Linked DNA regions of Homo sapiens: region 1 is linked to region 2. The links are chromatin loops, found by intact Hi-C in ENCODE. Cell type or tissue: mammary epithelial cell. All regions are shown on one strand.

Region 1 (8,000 bases), 51 kb before region 2:
CAGAATGAGAGTATGTGCCCATAGGTTAGTCAGCTATGACCATGCAGTATTCCCAGCCCCCCCGCCCCACGCCTCCACCATCTGCTTCCTCTGAATATACCAGATTGGCTGTACACCAGGATGTTCCGGGAATCCCCAGGAGAGCAACAGAATGTGATGGACCCAAATATGATGCCTCAGTAACTCATTCCAGGATGTACAAACTGTAACTGTCAGGATGCTCCTTATAGCTAATTAAAATTCTTCTAGTTACATCTATTTTCTATTAGCTCTTTCTATTTTCAGTGACATCTAAAAGGCCAAAATAATCCCTCTGGTACCACTGGGTTTTTTTCTATGGTTTTCAGATAGGAACGAAAAAAAAATGCTCTAGCTTTTCTGTGTTGTATCTGCGATGCTAAAATGGCAAACAGCCCCTCTAGCACCTCATAGCTCTATCTATGGTACTGAGGTGGCCCAAGTGGCTTCTGTGGTAGCCCACTGCACTCTCCATGGTACTGAAGGGATGACCATTTGTTTTAACATCTCTCTGGGGTCCAAAAGAGTCCTGTGACTTAGAATCACAAACTTTTTTCGAGCAGGAAGGGACTAACACTATAAATTAGTCCAATCCCCTTATTTTACTGATGAGTAAACTGGGAGGTTAAGTGATTTAGTAAAGGTTGTAGGGTTATCAATGTTCAGACTAGGCCTACAATAGCCTTGTACCCTTCAGTCCTATTCTAATTCACCTTTTGTGACACTATTCAGTAAGCCTGGCTAGGCTCTTAGTCCCAGGAAAGGATCCAGAGGATGAGAGTGGGTGCCCTAATTTGAAGCTACAGAAATACACATATTAAGTGGTAGTGGAGGTCGTCTAGTGACCCTTGGACAAGGACACTTTGTTAATTAATCATCTGCTAATAATAATCCTATAGCCCAGATTCCACATGTAACAGGTACCTGCCCCTTCATGGAGTTTTACCACATCCACTAAATGTCAAAAATTAAAGAAGCCTTGGACCTCCAGAGCCTTTTCTCTCTGCTGACAGGCAGGTTGACTCCTGGCACAGTTCTTTTCTATTAAAGATCCTTAGGCAAAGTAATGCTTGCATCTTTTTCTTTCTCAGTAACCCATTTCAGTTTTGTGATGCCTATTGTAAGGAAGTTCTTTATATCTCAAATATCCTTTCTTAGACAAAAAAAAAAAAAAAAAAAGGTTAGACCCACATTCATTTAGCCTTGACCAGATACTATTCTATATGAGGCAGAAAGGTAGACTAGATGACTTCTGGTCATCCTCCCAGGTCTGTTTCCATGAATCTTGATTCTGGGGTTTCTTCTAAGTCCTCATGCTAAACTCCTCTGCAGCTTAGGATCAGCACCCGCCCCCCCCCCCAACCCCTATCCTCTTCCTCTCAATGATCTTCTCCTTCCCCAGCACTGGAGCTCTGCAAGTCCCAGGCCTAGGGAATTTTAGCCTGGAGAATTTTAACCCTTTCCTGCTCAGAGCATGTGCTGAGTCCCTATCTGTGCAGATGGCCCAGCCCCGCCCCCCGTCCCTCACTCCAGCCTCTTGAGCTCAGAGCCAGTGTAATCCTCCTCTTGTGTGAGGGAGCCTCTCCCCTGCAGAGAGGAGGAAAGCCTGCCTCGGAACAGCCCTGGACAAAGGGGCTCAGATGCCCCATCATACTGCAGGCTCCAAGGTTTGAAACAAGGGGATGAATCCTATACGGTATTTGCAGTTTTTAGCCCCTTCCCCAGGCTAGCTGTGCCCCTTAACTTCCACTCCTCCCCCAACTCTCTCTTCATTCCCTCTCCCTCTGGCTCCCTCCCCCTTCATGCCCCTCCCCCTCTGTCTGTCTTCAGACTCTGCTGCTGGGAGGTGTTTCTCTCCCATGCATGAATGAGTCTCTGTAATGAATGGAAATGAATGGATCAGGAATCCAGGCGGAGGGAGGGAGAATGAGGGGGGAAAGACAGAAAGACAGGGTAAGGGCAGAAGGAAGCACTGTGGAACCTGGAAGGATGTTTGGCTGGCTGCTCAGTTAGGGATCTCAGAGCAACTGGTCCCACTTGGATAAATGGGGAGCATGGCAAGCCCACCTCATTTGCTCACCACACTGCATAGCCCAACCTACATGGGAGAGGGGCATATTGTGATGGTCTTCCCCACCGCCAGGGGGTGGGGTGGTAGCTGTGGTTGTTCTGGACCATGCATTTAAAATATAGAATTTGGGGAAGAAATCTGGATTATCTGGGAGGCTTGTAGGCTTGGCAAGTCAAGAGGTACAGTTTTTGAGTATAGCAGCCCCTTCGTGCCTCAAGAAGCAAGTAGGGAGAATGGATTGGTTTTGGGAATACAGAATGCTGAGAGTCTGGGGGTAGGGAGTGACTTTACTGCTGAAAACTAGGGCTCATCTTTTCCTCCAAATCTGTCTCTTGCTTTAGCTCCACAGCACCTGTTGCCTTCATTAGCAGCTTTTCCTCCTCTTCCCTGCACTTCCCAGAACCAAAGAATGTGAAGGGGGTCCATGGAGGTGAGTGAAGCTCTGGCTTCAACCTACAAGTACCTACAACTGTATACTCCCTCTCCTGCCTACCTCTCTCTCTCTTTGACCTCCCATTATTAGAAGTTAACTCCTTGGCCCTGACATCTCGATTCCCATACACCTCCCCCCACCCCATCTTCCCGAGGTGAGTAGCACCCTGTGTTCCTAGTTCAGGCCCCAGCCCACCTTCCCTCGTGTTGTCCTTCTGGCCCTCGAGGCGACGCCCTTGCTTCCTTTACAGCTCTACCTTCACCCTTTGCTCTACGCAGATCTTTCTCCACAGGGCTCACGTCCCCGCGCCCCGAGCGGCCACTTAGCGCCGTCGCCGCCGGCTTTCGACGGCGAGCTGGATCTGCAGCGATACTCCAACGGGCCAGCCGTGAGCGCAGGGTCGCTCGGGATGGGAGCGGTGAGCTGGTCTGAGAGTCGTGCAGGCGAACGGCGCTTCCCCTGCCCTGTATGCGGGAAGCGCTTCCGCTTCAACTCTATCCTTGCTTTGCACCTGCGGGCGCACCCAGGAGCCCAGGCCTTCCAGTGCCCTCACTGCGGCCACCGCGCGGCGCAGCGGGCTCTGCTGCGCTCGCACCTGCGCACACACCAGCCCGAGCGCCCACGTAGTCCTGCTGCACGCCTGTTGCTGGAGTTGGAAGAGCGCGCGCTACTACGCGAGGCCCGACTGGGGAGAGCCCGAAGCTCAGGGGGCATGCAGGCCACCCCTGCCACTGAGGGTCTGGCGCGGCCCCAGGCTCCTTCATCGTCCGCCTTCCGTTGCCCCTACTGCAAAGGCAAGTTTCGCACCTCGGCGGAGCGCGAACGCCACCTGCACATCCTGCATAGGCCCTGGAAGTGCGGCCTGTGCAGTTTCGGCTCCAGCCAGGAGGAGGAGCTGCTGCACCACAGCCTGACGGCCCACGGGGCTCCCGAGCGTCCCCTGGCGGCCACCTCCGCTGCGCCTCCGCCTCAGCCTCAGCCTCAGCCTCCACCCCAGCCCGAACCCAGATCAGTCCCCCAGCCGGAGCCGGAGCCGGAGCCCGAACGTGAGGCAACCCCGACCCCAGCTCCTGCCGCTCCCGAGGAGCCCCCAGCGCCTCCGGAGTTCCGCTGCCAAGTGTGCGGCCAGAGCTTTACACAGTCTTGGTTTCTCAAGGGCCACATGCGTAAGCACAAGGCCTCCTTCGATCATGCGTGTCCGGTGTGCGGCCGCTGCTTCAAGGAGCCCTGGTTCCTTAAGAACCACATGAAGGTGCACGCCAGCAAGCTGGGCCCACTGCGTGCCCCGGGGCCTGCCTCCGGGCCTGCCCGCGCCCCCCAGCCTCCTGACCTCGGCCTGCTGGCCTATGAGCCGTTGGGCCCAGCGCTCCTCTTGGCCCCGGCTCCCACCCCGGCCGAGCGCCGTGAGCCCCCGAGCCTCTTGGGCTACCTGAGCCTGCGAGCTGGCGAGGGCCGGCCCAACGGCGAGGGTGCTGAGCCCGGTCCCGGCCGCAGCTTCGGAGGCTTCCGCCCGCTGTCCTCTGCTCTCCCGGCCCGGGCTCGCCGGCACCGTGCGGAGGAGCCTGAGGAAGAAGAGGAGGTGGTGGAGGCCGAGGAGGAAACCTGGGCCCGGGGCAGGTCGCTGGGCTCTCTGGCTTCCCTGCACCCGCGCCCGGGTGAGGGACCGGGGCACTCTGCCTCTGCTGCTGGGGCCCAGGCAAGATCGACCGCCACGCAGGGTATGTAGGTACCCTCCGCTCTCCGGGTACGCCGCGTCCTCCTCTGACTCTTACGCCGCCACTCCCTCGTAGCTTCCTTGTTAAAAGAACTTACGTTTAATTTCTCCTGAGTTTTTTTGTTTTGTTTTGTTTTGTTTTCCTGGAGGCTTTGCCATCATTTGAGAACACTTAACTCTTTAGTCACAACAAATCTAACCCCTCAGACTTTGTTTCCTCCTGGACCCCGAGGGGAAGCAGCCCTATGGGATGGGTGTGGGGTGGGTGCGCGGCACCTGGACAGGGTGTGGGCCCCCCTGACTTCCTCTTAACGTATGTGTTGCAGAAGAGAATGGGCTGTTGGTTGGAGGGACCCGGCCTGAAGGGGGCCGGGGCGCCACCGGCAAGGATTGTCCTTTCTGCGGAAAATCTTTCCGCTCAGCACATCACCTCAAAGTGCATCTGCGAGTGCACACAGGTGAGGGAGGCAGCCTCCGGCGTGGAGAGGGGACTGGGGGCGGGCAGAAAGGTGAGGGCTACCGAAACACTAGGAGGTGAAGTTTGTTCCGAAGCCTTCAGTTTGGCTGGATGAGATCACTTGGGAAACGCTCCTTTATTAAATCAAAGTGGGTGGGAGACGCAGTGCCCTTTCTTGGTTCTGAGAATGAGGTCTGTAAATTGGGCGAAATTCGGGTGGGTGCGTGCAGTCATCGTGACCCCGTGACCCTATCGCACCCACTCTCCCCAGGCGAGCGGCCCTACAAGTGTCCGCACTGCGACTACGCGGGCACCCAGTCCGGCTCGCTCAAGTATCACCTACAGCGCCACCACCGGGAGCAGAGGAGCGGGGCCGGCCCCGGGCCACCCCCGGAGCCACCGCCTCCTTCCCAGCGGGGTTCGGCCCCGCAATCTGGAGCCAAGCCGTCTCCGCAGCCTGCGACCTGGGTGGAGGGCGCCTCAAGTCCCCGGCCTCCTTCTAGCGGTGCTGGGCCGGGGTCCCGTCGGAAGCCCGCCAGCCCTGGGAGGACCCTGCGCAACGGGCGAGGCGGTGAGGCCGAACCCCTGGACCTGTCCTTGCGGGCAGGGCCGGGAGGCGAGGCCGGGCCTGGGGGTGCCCTCCACCGCTGCCTCTTCTGCCCGTTCGCCACTGGAGCCCCAGAGCTCATGGCCTTGCACCTTCAAGTGCACCACAGCCGCCGGGCTAGGGGCCGCCGGCCACCCCAGGCTGACGCGTCCCCGCCCTATGCCCGAGTACCATCAGGAGAGACCCCTCCCAGTCCTTCGCAGGAAGGGGAGGAGGGCTCCGGGCTGTCCAGACCCGGAGAGGCAGGGCTGGGGGGGCAAGAACGGTAGTGGGCCCTCAGGGGCGATTAGCTTAGTGAGCTTACCCCGCCGGAGCGGGGGAGCGCTAGAGGTAGTTGGGTAGAGAAGCCAGCAGGGGGCAGCGTGGGACCCATATCCCAGCCCCAGGCGGACCAGAGGTGGAAGGCGCGGCGGGCGTAGGAGGGTGGGCTGGCGGTACCCACCCAGCCCAAGGGAGTCACAGTGCCTTAGAAGTGGCAGAGGTGAGGGTCAAAGAACGGGGTCCCTGGGCTGGCAGAGAAGGTTTGTGTCCCTGTTGAGGAGCCACTCTGCCAGTCTTTGCTGGTCCATAGGCGTGAGAGTTTATTTTTGTACAAGGGGTGAGGGTGGGGGGCACTGTACCCTTCTAGCCCCATCAGGGGCCCTGTAGACGTCGCTATTTTTGGTACGATTCCTGTCATCCCTATTGCAGAGTCGTGTCCCCAATAAACAGGTGTCTTGAGGCACAGGGCCCTGTGTCTGTCTGCCTACCTATGTCCTGCTTCCCTCTTTGGGTCCTTCTGTCAGGAAATAGTCACCTCTTCAGACACTTAGTTATCACCCAAAGAGTTTGATAAGAAATGCAGAATATTGGGTTTTACCCCCAGGTTTCGATGCAGTAGCTCTGATGGGGCCCAAGAATTAGCATTTAACAAACAGCCAAGCAAGTTCTCACGCACTGTGGCCTGAGGACCTCATTTTGAGAACTGCTGGACTGTGCTGGATCCCAGTTTGTCTGTGACCAGTTCAGCCTCAAGGAGTAGGTGCAGTGTGGGAGAAGGAGCTTCAGAGAGTGTGTGGAACCTCTGGGAGCCACTGTGGAGGAGACACATTCTCCCAGGCTCATACACAGTCAGCTAGCTCTGGGCCTGGGAGGGGTAGAGGGGACCTTCCAGTCTTGGTTTTATTTTCTGTGTTCTAGTTAAGGGCTGGTTGAGGGAAAGTGCTCAAGTTATTTATCACCTTAATCCAGAGGACTACTCTAGCTCCTTAGAGGCAAAGTGTGAGTAAATACATTTAATATAACAATAGTATTATAATAACAGTAATTACATATATAAAGTCTACGGTTCCCCTGTCACACCCTCCTATTGTTTGCATAGCTTCATTGCTTGTGACACCTCAGAATGGAGTCACCAGGGACTCCAGTTGACCTGGCAGAGATGATTCTTCTCAGGGAAAGTCAGGGGGTGAGAAAAGAGGAGAACATGGGCTGCCAGGGAGGGCTGGCATGGGAGTGATGTCCTGGATACAGTGGCCCAGGATGGGAAAGCACCGGAAGAGGGATAACTTCCCCACCTCCAGGGTATGAAGGCAAGCAATGTGGCTGCTCTGACTCCTGCAGGAGAAGGCACCAAGCTAGGGAGACTAGAGATAGTGGTGGCAGGGCAATACTCTGGTCGTTAGACCTCCTCTGTGTCCAGGAAGCAGAGGGAAGAAATTCAGCGATCGCCCAGGGCTCCATTATGCCCCACTGCCATCCCAGCCCAAAGTGTGCTGAGAGGAGAAGCTGCACGCAAGTTCTGGATCTTCTCTAGAAGCCAGGAGAGAAGAGGGAGATGAGTTGGGAGAGGGAAGAAGCTGACTCCCAAGTAGCCGGGGACAGGAAGGAAGGTACATGCAAGATGGTAGGAGTGCTGGATGTGGTAGAAATTGGGGATGCTGACTCACCCAGGTCACAGAGGCGTGGTGGGGTCACTCAGGGCTCGAGCATGACTCTGGGGGGAGAGAAGCTACAGTGAATTTAGGGACATATTTCTTGTCTTTCTCTCTCTTTTCCTCCATTCCTCCCCACAAGCCTGTCAATTCACCTCTCTTTCCTACCCAAAATCCTTGAATTTTGCTATTTACTTTTATTTTTTTAGAGACAGGTGCTCACTGTTGCCCAGGTTGGAGTGCAGTGGCACAAACATGGCTCACTGAAGTCTCAACCTCCTGGGCTCAAGAGATCCTCCTGCTTCAGCCTCTCGAGTAGCTGGGACTATAGGTGCGCACCCCTCAAAAGTCCGGCTAATTTAATTTTTTTTTTTTTGTAGAGATGGAGTCTCACTATGTTGCCCAGGCTGGTCTTGAATTCCTGGGCTCAAGTGATCCTCCCACCTCAGCCTCTGAAAGTCTGGGATTACAGGTATGAGCCACCTTACCTGGCCTGAGTTTTGCCATTTTAACCCAAGTCCAAGCCAGGCCATTGGCATTCTCCCCTTTCCATCCACCCCAGCACTATACTCCTTATTTAAGATTCCTTTTAACCTATGACCTTGATGCCTCTTAGCCAGGTCCCGGGGAGAGGAGAAAGGTAGACAAGATAATAAATCCAGACTGTAGCCTCAGCTGGGAGCACAAGTTCACAGTTTTCCCCCAACCCCCCTGGGGTTGAATGATCAGAAAAGCCCATCCAGAAAGCAGCCAAAGAGATCACATTGTTCCCAGCCTCGTTGTAGGA
Region 2 (8,000 bases):
ATCTCAGACAACCTGGCTGCCCTCCCAGGACTCTGCCTGCGGGCTTGTCCTCTAACCCACTCATGATCATCACTCTGGCAGAAGGAAGTCTCTCGGGAGACCTTAGTGGGGGTATTTGCCTTGGTCTGCGTGTTTTCCAAAGATGGATATTGCTACTACTAGTTATGATCTAACACCTGTCAGTACTTGGGGCTGACAAGCGTTTCATAGATAGCATTTCCACATCTTTACCTGGAATCCTATTTGGCAGGTAGGATTCCTCACATTTTGCTGTAGAGAAACAGACAAGCCAATTGTTCGAGGTCATGTAGACGGGAGTCAGGATTTACACCTGATTCTGTCTGGCTCCAAAGCTTACTCTGACTCTGGTCAGTAGTAAAAAAGCACAGGAGTTGATGGGGAGGGATAGGTAGAGTGGAATCCTCAGCAGGGTTGGGAATGTCTTATAATGAATTTGGGTTTGAAATAGAACAGGCATGGGACACAATGCAGCTTGTTTGGGACTGAGATAAAGGAAGAAAGAAGGGGATGGTGCTGGTCAAGCAATGTTGGAGAGACCATCAGGACTGGCCAATACCAAGCCATACCTTCTCCAGCTCCAGTCCCCAGAACGAGAGAAATGGTATCTGTAGCCCAGGGGGACAGGGAAATGGCATTTTCGCATCTCAACCCCTCAGGCCTGGGCAGACTGCCAGAGTGGAGAGCCAGGGTAGCAATGAGGCAGGGGAGATCATTATCAGGAGGAAGGAAGCTCTGGCAGCTCCCACCAGCCTGTTTGTGACAAGCAGGCTCAGGGCCACGGAAGTCCCTTAAGGTCAAAGGAAATGTGATCCTGGATCTGGGGGATGAAGCTCAGACACTCCCTTTACCTTATGTCTTCAGGCCAAGGGGATCTGGCCAGAGCCAGGTCCAGGGCCTAGGTTGGAAGAGCAGTGGTCTAGAGAAACGGGAGGGGCAGTTAGAGAGGAAGAGAGAGAAGGAATAAAATGCCAGAGCACCTCATAAACAATCTCTTGGCTAGAGAGGTAATGACCTTTATTGCAGCCAACACAGGGTAACTGGCTCTTCAGAGCACTCGTTTCTTCATGAGTGAACTCTTACCTAGTTCACCGCTTGCCTCTGTAACAGTGACTTCTTTCTTGCGCAACTGGTAGAGTAGAAGGTACACTGTATTTAGAGCAAGGAGACCTAGGTTCAAGTCCAGGTTCTGCTACTAACTAATTAGACAAGCTCTTTAATTCATTAAGCTTTCTAAAACCTTAATTTCCTCATCCATAAAGAAGGCATACAATCCCTGTCAAGTCTATGTCACAAGGGATTAGAGGATTCTATACAAATATGAAGTGGTATTTATTTATATTTTTCTTTCCTTCAGGTCACCTCACTGCCACGTCAGAGCTGGGGAAGACTTCTAGTTCAGGAACAGAAACAGCTGTGTCCACAAATCCCATATGCCCCCTTTCCATTTATTTCCTCTCCTTGTCATGCTGCCCTAATGCCAGGGGGCAGGGGAGACATGTGCAATGGCATAGACCAGGGAACCCACAGACCTGAGCTTGCTGTTTCTTGGGGATAAGCATCTGGGAAAACAGCAACAAAAAGATGAAAAGCCATCCCTCTAGAGCTCAGCTCACCAGAGTGTCAGCTTCAGCCTCCCAGCAGAGGCTGAACCAGGAACAGCCCCAAGAGATGAGGGGAAGAGAATGCTCTGGGTGTAGGGGAGTGGTGCGGAGTCCTGGAGAGGGAATTGAAGGTCAGCCAAAGAGCAAGCCAGTCTGGAAACCTAAAGGACTCTGTCCAAGTGTACAGGAACCAGGTGGAATTGCTGAGAGTCCTTTTTCTGGGGAGGCTTACAGGCCACTACGTAAGACTTGTTCTGTCGCTTCTCTTTGTACCTGCAGTTCGGATGCTTCCCTGAGGTGAGCTTACACATGGTCAGGGACACGGCCCCGTGGCTCTGGTGGCAGTTTTTATCGCCATTCTTGCAGGCTATTTTGGGGGTCTGGCAGGTGGCGGCCACACTGGAGAAAGGCTCGTGCAGGAAGGTGTTGAGGTCTTTGCACCGTTTTGTGTGCTTGTTAATGTTTTTCATGGCTGAGTTGCATGCTTGAGGGCTGGGCTGCATGTGCTGAATTTTAAACCACTGTGATGAGGTCATGCCCTTGGGCTTGGCACTGACTGGGATCTCTGCCACCCACAGCCCCAGCAGCAGAAGCAGCAGAAGGGGGCAGAATCCTGCTCTGGCCGGTGCCATCTCTCTTAGGAGGAGCAGTCAGGATGGAGGGCAGGGGTCGCTGGGACAGAGGTGTTCAGTTGAGAAATTAGTCCTCTTATACCTGCTCATATGAGCTAGTCACCCATCTCCCTACTCGGTTGTCTCCTTTCCTCACTTTGTGTCTCATCTCTGCCTCTTCTTCTGTGTGTCCACATCCACTGCAGCCCCAACAACAACCCTGTGGCCCCATCTCTCATCTTGTATTTCTGTTCCCTTCATTCTGTCCCTGTTGCCTGTCACTCTTTGTCCTCTCCCCTTTCCCTTAAGTCTCATCCCTTTTGTGTCTCCATGTTCCTGTGTCTGTGTCTCATCCTCTCCCGATTCCCATCTCGTCTGTGTTCCCATTCTTTTTCATTTTTTGCCTCCATCCCCAACATCACTCTCCCCTTTCCCCAATGCGTGTCCTCATCTCCCCTAAATCCAGTCCCTCCTTTATCCATTTTATCGCTCACCTGAGTGTACTCTCAGGATCAGAACCCATCCCTCCTTCTCTGTCCTCACTCCTCCCCAGATCCTGCCACAGCCTCACCTTTGCGCTTGGTCTTCGTGCTGTGACTCCTGCTCAGTGGGCTGAGGTGGTGTCCACGCACTCCTAGGCTGTCAGATCTCTGAGGGCCTCTTCTCACTCCTGAACTCCTTAAGAGCTGGCCCGGGCTACGCTGTGTCTGTTTGGGGGTGGGCTGGGAGCATCACTGGATCAGGAAATGAATCAGGTTCATGCCTCTCCACTTACATGTCCCAAATACGTGGACACCTAAGGATGCCTGTACCTGCCTAAACATGTTCAGCAATGAGGAAGCTTGAATCGTCACATTCGAAGACTGTATTTGTTCCCTGGCCACATGATTTTAATGACTCTTTAATAGAGCACCTGACCCAGGTGTCAACTGAAATCAATTTCAGGAAGAGTTGTCATTCATATCCTCTCATATACACTTCTGGCCCTTGATCCTGGGAAGAGTCAATCACTGTGGTGTTAAGGGTTGCTTCTTCTCTGACCTGAGGCACAGATAGGACAGCCTAGAAAGATGCTTTGTCTGGTTCCTTGTCATCTGGAGATACTGGTTATCTTTCGGAGGAGATGGAACAGACACGAGGGAAGTGGGTGAATGAATCATCACTGTCACGAGGCCTGGCACCATCCCCAATAGCGAAGCCATTCCACAATGATTCACAGGCCTCTCCAGTTCCAGGTACCAACCAAGGCCACATGGCTTTAGCTGGAGAAGGCAGCCAACACCTCTCAATTTCACTTGTTCCCTCCCTTTTTTATTGAAAATTGCAAAAATTTAATACTGCCCAAATGTTTGTGTTTAAAATGCTGTTGCTGCTCTCGACATCCTGCCTTAGTGCTTCCTTCACCTTGTATGTCCTGTTCCTTGTGGTGGTTACAGCTGTGTGGAGCATCTGGGTCAGTGCTACTCCAAGCTCTTGTGAGCTTGGAATATGACACTCAGGAGAACCGAGACACCAAGGCAGAGAAGCATCACCCTCTGTGGGTGAGAAGGCCTGTAAAACTGAGATGAGGAATATTTTTGTTTTCAGAATTTACCTGTAAGTAGTAGGCAATCTCAGAATCTTGGGCATGCTTCATTCATGTGGTCAACAAACATTTATCGAGCATCTACTAAGTGTCAAGATACTTGGGATATATCACTGAACAAAAAAGGCAAAAATGGCCAGGTACGGTGGCCCACACCTGTAATCCTAGCACTTTGGGAGGCCATGGCAGGAGGATTGCCTAAGGCCACGAATTCAAGACCAGCCTGGGCAATGTGGCGAAACCCTGTCTCTATAAAAAATTTGAAAAATTAGCCAGGCATGGTGGTGCATGCCTGTGGTCCCAGCTACTCCAGAGGCTGAGGAGGGAGGATTGCTTGAGCTTGAGAGATAAAATCTGCAGTGAAAATCATGATTGCACCACTGCACTCCAGCCTGGGTCACAGAGTGAGACCCTGTCTCAAAAAACAAACAAACAAACAAACAAACAACAACAAAAAACAAAGACAAAAGTCCCTGCCTTTGTAGAGCTTACATTCCATTGGAGAAAGACAGTAAAAAAAAATACGTATACTTTGCTCAAAGTGATAATGGCTAGGGAAAAAAGTAGAACAGTATAGGGGTTGGTGGTCAGTAATTTTACGTAACATCGTTGAAATCGCTGACTCTGGGGCAGAGACTTGAAGATAAGAGTGAACTTGTGATTATCCGGAGGAAGAATGTTCCAAGTGAAGAGACTAGCACTGCAAAAGCCCCAGAGCAGACAGATGCCTGAGGTGTTGGAGGAACAGCAGTGTGTCCAGTGTGGCTGGAGCAGGTAACTGAGAGTTCAGAGAGGGACCAGAGACCAGGTCATTGGGAAGACTTACGGACCATTTGAAGGCCTGTGGCTTTTACTCCAAGCACAGTAGGGAACCCTGGAAGGGTTCTAAGTAGATGAATAAAGAACGTGTCAGCTTAAAGGATTACCTGGCTGTTGTGTGGATTATAACTGTGGAGAAGTCGCACAACCCATCCTGATCATAAAGTTTGTGTTCTGGTCCAGAATTTATGATTCTAAGTCAGGAGGATGGGGAGTTTGTTTTGAGGCCAGGAGGACATTATTTTAGTAGCTGGACAGCACAGCTGTGGGTTGGGGGTCAGGATGAAGGATCTTTAGAAGCAAAAGTGGTGCTGGAGATGAGAAATGCCACTAGATGGCAAAAGAGAATCAAGAACAAGTTCACACAGGCCTCTGGCTCTTCTGGTTTGTCCTCAGCGAGGCCTTGGTTGGGGGAGCAGCTGTTCACTTCTTTGTTAAGGTATCCCAAACTTTGCAGGCTGAACTTCTGGATAGAAGTTCTGGATAGAGAATTATGCCCCTGCTGCCGTAGAAACATGAATGTTAGGAGATAAAATCCACGGTTTAAACCAGGCTGTGTATCAAATGTGTATCAGCACAGGCCAGTCTAGCCTTTGGAGTGGAGGCTGGATGGAAGGCTGCAAGCTCATTTGAATGCCTAGCTTGGTCTCCTTTCTACTTCTCATTATCCTAGAGTGGGATGTTTTCAAGCCATGATTTAAATTTCCCTCTACACTTGTGTTTTCCTGATATTATAATTATCCTAGTTTGCTCTTCAACTCGAGTATGCTGGGCTGCGTAGAAGGCTGCCTTAGGACTGTGTGAAAGTGAAATAAACATGGCCCTGCTGCTTCAGTCCAAAGGGAAAAGAGAGTAAGGTTTTAAGTTTGCACATGAAAATCGAAATTGAGTCGTACCTACCATACGTGCAATTCAACTGAAATCTTTGTTTTGCCTCAATTATTTGGATAAGGGAGGTGATTTTGTTTGTGTGCCCAAATTATCCAGCTTCCAAGATCTGCTTCACCTTGTACTTGGTAGGCTGATTTTGCTATTTTGGCTTCACTGCATTCATGGGGCAACAGAAAAAGATGGAGGAAGGGGGACAAGTTTAGGAAGAACAAAAAGATTCAGGCATCAGGCCAGGGACTGGTTCAGGAGTTTCACAGGAGGAGAAGAAAGACTCTGAGAGAGAGAGCAAGAGCAGAAGACAAAACAGTGGGAGAGAAGACAGAAGGGAAGAAAAAGTCCCTTACACCAGCAATCTCTACCCCTGCTTCCTTCTCATTCTATCGTCGAAGTCACTTCTGTTGGCCCAGCTTCTCCTTAGGCTGTTGTGTGTGTGTTTAAGTTGGGGCGGGTGTTGTGAAAATCCCAACAGTGCCAGGTGGACCTCTGCCTGTCTTCCCCACAGGACAACAGCTGCTGCTTCCTCTCGCCTGTGCTGGGAGGGAGTGAAGGGGGAAGGGAGAGAGGAGGGCCGGGCCTGGATTGGTGCCTACCCTTCAGAGCCAAGCCTCTCTGCCTTCCGGAGTTCCACACAGCCTCTGGATACCAATGGAAAGCCCGTGAGAGTTCCCTTCCAAGCAAAAGCAGATCCAAGTTCTGTTATCCTAATTTTGTTGGTCCTTTGATAAATAAAGGTAATGGGCTCATTTTTGTAGACTGAGAAAGTGAAACATACAGCAAGTTGAGGTCAGATGTGGGACTTTCTTCAGGTCCTTGAATTCCCATGACCTTTCCTGGAACAGCTGTGGGTCAGGAGGAGGCAGCACTGACAGAAATTTGGAATCCTTGGCTCCCAGACCAATGCGTTTAGACAAGCCAGGATGGAGGAAAGAGGAAACTGATTTGGGGGTTCACTGGGGCCTTGTCTCACAAGCCCTCCCAGCTCCCCATTTATCTACAGAGCAAAGTATCATTTCCTTAGCCTGGTAATCAGGGTCTGTCACAATCGGGCAAACCTGTCTTTCTAACTTTATCTCTGATTTTTCTCCCACTGAGTGCCTCAACCCCAGCCAGACCGGTTTCCCCCCATTTTTCAAGCATGTCTTTCATAATCCTCTTTATCTCCACTGAACTTCTAACTTCACCATGAGATCCATTTCCAAGCCAGGGTGACCCTTCAGGAAAACTTTCTCTGACCCTCCCAATTCAGAGACATCTTTCTCACCTCTAAATTCCTACAGCATTTACTGTCTTCAGAATGTATAATTTTCTGCCTTGAATCACTGGTTATTTCTTCATGTGTATGTATTATTTTTCTCTTAGACTGTCAATTCCCACAAGATGAGGACCACCCGTTACATTTCTTTTGCACATTTCACAGTATATAGCATAATGCCTTGCATATAAGTGACCCTAACTGATTCAACTTTTAGAAGGCATTCCGTCTGCTCCTGAATGATCCCAGTCTGAGGTGGGATTGCCTCCAGCCCACAGAGATGGTTAACAGATGAGGAAGTGACAATGCGGCTTCTAGACTTCAGCCCTGGGTTTGAGGTGATGCTATGAGAAGAAGGTTGAGATGGCTGAGGCAATCCTTCAGGTTCAAGGACAGCCCAGGAACTGTCCATGACACAGTATATTGTTTGAGCAACTTGAATTGGACAGGGCAAAAGATAATGCCAATGAGATCATGGTGAGCCCACTCAGAGCAAAATTTTGGGGTTCTCCTCAGTCATAGGGAGTCACCCTTGCACCTGCCACCCTAGCCAGTTGTTCTATAAATGCTTACCATTGGGGAGGGAAGGGAGAGAATGTGTAAATGATTACATGCAGAGGGTCATCTTTACAGGAAAAACAACTCAGTTATTGTTTCAATGGTGAACTATCAATACACATTTTTCTGGTAGAATCAGCACCATTACAATCAACATTTGTTTAACAAAAATATTTTGATGTCCCAGATGTTTATCATTTTTTTAATACATAAGATACAAGTAAGTCTGCTTTGGTTAAGAAATTTGATTAGCTAATTATTTAGACCAGGGCTTCACAACCTCAGTGTTATTTACATCTTGGTCTGGATAATTCTTTGTTATGGGAGCTGTCCTGTGAAATGTGGGATGTTCAGCAATATCCCTGGCCACAGGCCAGTAGCAACTCCTGGTTGTGACAACCAAAAATGTCTCCAGACATTATCCAATTGTCCCTGGAACTACTGAATTAGACATATGACCTTGAGCAAGCCACTGTCACTCTAGAACTTAGTTTTTCATCCCTAGGGAAATGCTTGTGTATGTAAAACCCGGTGTAATGGGGTAACAATCCCACTAATCTCAGGCTTACGGAGCACATGACACCATGATGAGGTTGTCAGAATGGATGAAGTAATCTTATGCATCAGCACCTCTAGGACAGGATTTTAGGGAACAGATCACC

What was found. A loop is a pair of places that touch in the nucleus more often than their neighbours do. Peaks named below come from ENCODE experiments on the same cell type or tissue, not always from the same donor. Only the 100,000 strongest peaks of a DNase experiment are listed, where the experiment ranks them.
Region 1: a loop joins it to region 2, with 6 times the contacts of the local background. A loop is called at or near these places in 9 of 110 quality-filtered maps.

Annotation. Positions count from the first base shown.
Region 1 is chr14:21,088,105-21,096,104 of GRCh38, reverse strand. It overlaps ARHGEF40 (Rho guanine nucleotide exchange factor 40), which reads right to left. Exons shown (of 24, transcript NM_018071.5): 23 at 7,229-7,275; 24 at 5,857-7,091. The coding sequence ends at 7,234. It overlaps ZNF219 (zinc finger protein 219), which reads left to right. Exons shown (of 5, transcript NM_016423.3): 2 at 2,431-2,519; 3 at 2,815-4,240; 4 at 4,563-4,694; 5 at 4,965-6,028. The coding sequence starts at 2,514. The coding sequence ends at 5,569. Among named protein-coding and RNA genes, the nearest start is that of ZNF219, 6.6 kb to the left of the region's middle. RefSeq lists silencers at 2,881-3,175, 3,322-3,531 and enhancers at 4,136-4,980, 4,981-5,826. In mammary epithelial cell, CTCF peaks have their summits at 3,438 (motif pointing left) and 5,644 (motif pointing right); a DNase peak (open chromatin) is centred at 3,404.
Region 2 is chr14:21,037,247-21,045,246 of GRCh38, reverse strand. It overlaps RNASE7 (ribonuclease A family member 7), which reads right to left and starts at 2,885. Exons shown (of 2, transcript NM_032572.4): 1 at 2,805-2,885; 2 at 1,014-2,294. The coding sequence starts at 2,254. The coding sequence ends at 1,784. It also overlaps a transcript of NDRG2 not described here. RefSeq lists a silencer at 5,945-6,109. In mammary epithelial cell, a CTCF peak has its summit at 4,967 (motif pointing right); DNase peaks (open chromatin) are centred at 3,046, 3,366 and 4,986; H3K4me3 peaks cover 972 bases; H3K27ac peaks cover 2,468 bases.